Regions from separate parts of the Homo sapiens genome. Here region 2 is linked to region 1. Evidence: chromatin contacts called from ENCODE POLR2A ChIA-PET data. All regions are on one chromosome and are shown on one strand. The core of a region is the stretch at or near the end of the contact, and the rest is flanking DNA. Distances in the headings are between cores, read along the strand shown.

The links. ChIA-PET counts read pairs that join two places held with the same protein, here RNA polymerase II (POLR2A).
Region 2: POLR2A ChIA-PET joins it to region 1 with 10 read pairs in activated CD4-positive, alpha-beta T cell. The contact joins two enhancer-like sites. POLR2A ChIA-PET finds 5 or more read pairs at or near these places in 10 of 52 experiments (A673, GM12878, H1 and 7 more).

The regions. Positions count from the first base shown.
Region 1 is chr15:84,632,722-84,635,613 of GRCh38, forward strand. It overlaps the pseudogene SCAND2P and the pseudogene EGLN1P1. Among named protein-coding and RNA genes, the nearest start is that of WDR73, 20 kb to the right of the region's middle. RefSeq lists silencers at 667-1,016, 1,487-1,566. Within about 2 kb of position 1,415, at least 6 of the 41 ENCODE cell types and tissues checked have a DNase peak (open chromatin) inside an H3K27ac peak, as active enhancers do.
Region 2 is chr15:84,784,200-84,787,091 of GRCh38, forward strand. ZNF592 (zinc finger protein 592) reads left to right here. Exons shown (of 11, transcript NM_014630.3): 4 at 1-696. Among named protein-coding and RNA genes, the nearest start is that of ALPK3, 32 kb to the right of the region's middle. Within about 2 kb of position 1,496, at least 5 of the 41 ENCODE cell types and tissues checked have a DNase peak (open chromatin) inside an H3K27ac peak, as active enhancers do.

The DNA of each region.
Region 1 (2,892 bases), core at 165-2,664:
AGGTAGGAGCAGTCCCCAGAGAGCTGGGTGGCCAGGATGCAGTGGTCCATGGCCTTATCTCCATAAAGCCTTCCACATGTCTGCCGTCTTTACTGCTGTTGCAGGCTTTTGCATAAGACTGGCTTTTTCCTCTGCTTTTTTTTTTTTTTTTTTTTTTTTGGAAAGGGAGTCTCGCTCTGTCACCCAGGCTGGAGTGCAGTGGTGCCATCTCGGGTCATTGCAACCTCCGCCAACCGGGTTCAAGCGAGTCTCCTGCCTCAGCCTCCCTAGTAGCTGGGACTACAGGCGCCCACCACCACGCCCGGCTAATTTTTGTATTTTTAGTAGAGACTGGGTTTCACCATATTGGCCAGGCTGGCCTCGAACTCCTGACCTTGTGATCCACCCACCTCGGCCTCCCAAAGTGTTGGGATTACAGGCGTGAGCCACTGCACCCAACCTTTCCTCTGCTTTTTTATGTTTGGGATGTTTAAGTTTTAGTCCCTACAGAATTTTGACCACTTCCAGTCCTTGAAGAGGGACAGGATGTGCTCTCAAAGAAGGAGCCCTCAGGATCAGTACTGAGTTCTCTAAACATCCATCCGAAGCAAGCACAGACAGAATCTGTCTGTTCCAGGCAATGGTGAAGTTCACAGCAGAACCAGAGGAACAGTTGAAGCACAGCCCCAAAATAGAACGAACTCTAGCCCGTCCGCAAGAGTGATAAGAAATCGCAGTGTGGGCCCACGCGCGCCGCACGGCCGGGTCGCCGCCGTACCGTGGTGTACGTGCAGAATGCGCAGAGCGAGCGGCACCCGCTTACCCTGCGCTCCTCCGCAGCCTGGGCCGGGCCGCCCGGGACGCTGAGGCGGTGGCGGCAGCCGAGGGGGCCGGTCTTGCGCTCCGCAGGCTCGCGCGCCCGAGCCCGGGTTGCCGTTCGCCGCACAGGCCGCGTTCTCTCAGCCCACGGCGGCGATTAGGCGCTGAGGCGGCCGCCTGCGCTGCGCCGGAGCCTAGGACTCGGAAGCGACCCGGCCGAGGGCCCTGGGTGCCAGCCTCCTTGAGTCAAGGGTAGCGGGTGCATGGCGCAGTGACGGCCCCTATCTCTCTCTCCGCTCCCCAGCCTCGGGCGAGGCCGTCCGGCCGCACCCCTCCTGCTCAGCTGCGGTCGCCATGGCCAATGACAGCTGCGGGCCCGGCGAGCCGAGCTCGAGCGAGCGAGACCGGCAGTACTGCGAGCTGTGCGGGAAGATGGAGAACCTGCTGCGCTGCAGCCGCAGCTCCTTCTGCTGCAAGGAGCGCCAGCGCCAGGACTGGAAGAAGCACAAGCTCGTGTGCCAGGGCAGCGAGGGCGCCCTCGGCCACGGAGGGGGCCCTCACCAGGACTCCGGCCCCGCGCCGCCCGCTGCAGCGCCGCCGTCCAGGGACCGGGCCCTGGAGGCCAGGAAGGCAGCGAGGCGCCGGGACAGCGCCTCCGGGGACGCAGCCAAGGCAAAGGCCAAGTCCGCGGCCGACCCCGCGGCGGCCGCGTCCCCGCCTCGCGCGTCCCCGGGCCGGACAAAAGCCATGGCTGCTTGTTATCCGGTCAATGGAACGGGTTATGTACGTCATGTTGATAATCCAAATGGAGACGGAAGACGTGTGAAATGTATTACATTACGTTAAAGAACGGGATGCCAAGGTAAGTGGAGGTATACTTCGAATTTTTCTAGAAGGTAAAGCCTAGTTTGCTGACATTGAACCCAAATTTGATAGACTGCTGTTTTTCTGGTCTGACCATCGCAACCCTCATGAAGTACAACCAGCATATGCTACAAAGTACGCAATAACTGTTTGGTATTTGATGCAGATGAGAGAGCACGAGCTAAAGTAAAATATCTAACAGGTGAAAAAGGTGTGAGGATTGAACTCAATAAACCTTCAGATTCAGTCAGTAAAGACGTCTTATAGAGCCTTTGATCCAGCAATACCCCACTTCACCTACAATAATTGTTGACGCTATTTGTTAATTTGTGAATACGAATAAATGGGATAAAGAAAAATAGACAACCAGTTCGCATTTTAGTAAGGAAACAAACAACTTTGTGTGTTGCATCAAACAGAAGATTCTGACTGCTGTGACTTTGTACCGCATGATCAACTTAGAATCTGTGATTGCTTACAGGAAGAAGATAAGCTACTAATAGAAAATGTTTTTACCTCTGGATATGAAATAAGTGCCCTGTGTAGAATTTTTTTCATTCTTATATTTTGCCAGATCTGTTACGTAGCTGAGTTAATTTCATCTCTACTTTTTTAATATATGTCAAGTTTGAATTGGAATAATTTTTCTATGATTAGGTACAATTTATCAAAACTGAATTGAGAAAAAATTACAGTATTTCTCAAAATAACGTCAATCTATTTTTGTAAACCTCTTCATACTATTAAATTTTGCCCTAAAAGACCTCTTAATAATGATTGTTGCCAGTGACTGATTAATTTTATTTTACTTAAAATAAGAAAAGGAGCACTTTAATTACAACTGAAAAATCAGATTGTTTTGCAGTCCTTCCTATCTTACACTAATTTGAACTCTTAAAGATTGCTGCTTTTTTTTGATATTGTCAATAATGAAACCCAATTGTAAAACAGTCACCATTTACTACCAGTAACTTTTAGTTAATGTCTTACAAGGAAAAAGACACAATAAGAAGAGTTTAATTTTTTTTTTTTTTTTGAGTCTTGCTCTGTTACCCAGGCTGGAGTGCAGTGGTGCATTCTCAGCTCACTGCAACCCCACTGTCTCCCAGGTTCAAGCAATCCTCCCGCCTCAGCCTCACAACTAGCTGGGACTACAGGCACATACCACCATGCCTGGCTAATTTTTGTATTTTTAGTAGAGACTGGGTTTCACCATGTTGCCTAGGCTGG
Region 2 (2,892 bases), core at 246-2,745, 150 kb after region 1:
AACCTCGTCCCCCACAGTGTTGCTGCATCAGTGACAGCCAAGTCTTCAGTGCAAAGACGGAGCCAGCCACAGCTTACACAAATGTCGGTGCCCCTGGTCCACCAGGTGAAAAAGGCTGCCCCACTGATTGTAGAGGTCTTCAACAAGGTCCTTCACAGCTCCAACCCCGTGCCCCTCTATGCGCCAAATCTCAGCCCGCCTGCGGACAGCAGGATCCACGTGCCGGCCAGTGGGTACTGCTGCCTGGAGTGTGGAGACGCATTTGCCTTAGAGAAGAGCCTGAGCCAGCACTATGGCCGGCGGAGCGTCCACATTGAGGTACTGTGCACACTGTGCTCCAAGACGCTGCTCTTCTTCAACAAGTGCAGCCTGCTCCGGCACGCCCGTGACCACAAGAGCAAGGGGCTCGTCATGCAGTGTTCCCAGCTGCTGGTGAAGCCTATCTCTGCGGACCAAATGTTCGTGTCGGCCCCTGTGAACTCCACGGCACCAGCAGCCCCAGCCCCTTCATCCTCTCCCAAACATGGCCTCACTTCGGGCAGTGCCAGTCCCCCTCCTCCAGCCTTGCCACTCTACCCAGACCCTGTGAGGCTCATCCGGTACTCAATCAAGTGTCTTGAATGTCACAAGCAGATGCGGGACTACATGGTCCTGGCTGCACATTTCCAGAGGACAACAGAGGAGACAGAGGGGCTGGTAAGCAGACCCTCACTGTTACGGGTATCGGGCCCCTGGCTCACACAGGTTCCATGACTGGGCATGGAGAGGAAAGCTCATTGATATGGGGGCAGTGGTGGAATCTTATGAGTCTTAGAAGAGGATGTCTGCCTGAATATTTAGTGTTTGGTGTTTGTTGGAAAAGGTGTCCTGCCCATACTGAGGTGAGACCCTAATTTAGCAAGTGTATTTACGGACGTGTCCCGTGTTCCACTCAACTTCCCCTCAAAGGGTCTGTCAAGGCCCAGTGTCAGGCCCGAGATAGGTCTTTACTGGATGATCTCCCTCTGGTCTCTGGCAGGTGTCAGCACAGTCTTAGCATGTGACCAAGGAACTTGGGGACAGAGATAGCTGAGTCACTGCCCCTGCACCTCAGTCTGTTCTAAGAACTTTGTCTTTTTTTTTTTTTTCTTGAGACGGAGTCTCACTCTGTCACCCAGGCTGGAGTGCACTGGTGGGATCTCAGTTCACTACAACCTCTGCCTCTGGGGTTCAAGTGATTCTTATGCCTCAGCCTCCCAAGTAGCTAGGACTCCAGGCATGTGCCACCACGCCTAGCTAATTTTTGTATTTTTAGTAGAGACAGGGTTTCACCATGTTGCCCAGGCTGTTCTTGAACTCCTGGCTTCAAGTGATCTGCCCACCTCAGCCTCCCAGAGTGCTGGGATTACAGGCGTGAGCCACTGTCCCCAGCCAAAGAACTGTGTCTTTAATAAGTTGTTGTTCTGCCCTGCAGTGACACAGCTGTTCTTGCAGAGTCCTTTTGTGGAAACTGCAGTAGGGCCAATGGCAGGGCTGGGATAGGAGGAAGGAGAGTGGACAGACATGTGGGGCCTGTGGCAGAGGTTTATGGAGCCTCCTTCTTTCAACTGCGTTCTCACCACTCCAGGAAAGCAACTGTGCTTGTCTGCTTGTTTTGATTCTTGGTTATGCTTGATGAGATTCATTTAAAAAAAAAAAAAAAGCCTTCTGCGCTGAGAATACCCTTTGGCACCTTCTGTGTCTATGTTATGTGTTAGTGGTTTCTCTGAAGAAAGAGGCCTCCAGAAGGTGGTTCTCTTCATGACATAGCCAGACCCACCCCTCATGGTGCTTCCCTAAGCTGGTGCTACAGAGGCCTGGGAGGAAAGTAAAACAGCTCTTTTTGCTTCAGTTCAGCCAGGGTTCTGTGCATGTGTTGGTAGCTGTTGAGCTTTGCATGTGTTCCCTGAGTGCCCACTGTGCATGGGCTGGGGGTCTATGCCAACCAGGGGATGCCGGCAGAAGGGAGTCTAACCTTCAGGAGCTTACAGTGGCCTAGCAAGGGCAGTGGTCACCACCCAAACAGCTACAGTATATGGCCAACTGAGAGTGGGGCTAAACCAAGGTTATAAACTTAGTTGCGCAGAGTGCCCCAGAGGGACTAATTCACGATGACTCCATGCGTAAGGAAGATGCTGTGTGGAGGTGAAATTTAAGTTGGGCTTGCAAGGATGAGTTTGGAGGAGTAGGAGGGGCAAGGGTGTTTTGAGTATAGGGAGCAAAGGAATATGAGAGTGCAGAGTGGGTTTGAAGAAGAGGACATTGTTATGCATGAGGCTGGTCTTGGAAATATTAGGGTAGAGGTCAGAGGTTGAGTTTGGCGGGCCTGTAGGGCTTCTGCAGAGGACTCAGCCCCCCAAAGGGGCCAGAAGGTGCTATAGGATCCCACTGTGGCCTCTCATCTCCTCCTGCTCTGTTTCAGTTTGCATTTTTCTTCTGATGCGTCAGATGGGGTGTGGGCACTCTGGGTCTCTTCCCCTGGGGCTTCAGTGTTCTTGCTGCCCCAGCATGGTTGAGTTGGGCCAGGTTTACTTTATCTGAGTCAAGGGGCCATGAGGAGGCCCCATGGCAGTGGAGGTCTGATGCCTGGGCCTGGGATTTTTTCACACTGGTCCTTACGTATCTTTTTTTTTTTTTTTTTTTTTTTTTGTGAGACGGAGTCTTGCTTTGTTGCCCAGGATGGAGTGCAGTGGTGCGATCTCGGCCCACTGCAGCCTCTGCCTCCTGGGTTCAAGTGATTCTCCTGCCTCAGCTTCCTGAGTAGCTGCGACTACAGGTGTGCGCCACCATGCCTGGCTAATTTTTGTATTTTTAGTAGAGATGGAGTTTTGCCATGTTTGCCCAGGCCGGTCTTGAACTTCGGACCTCAAGTGA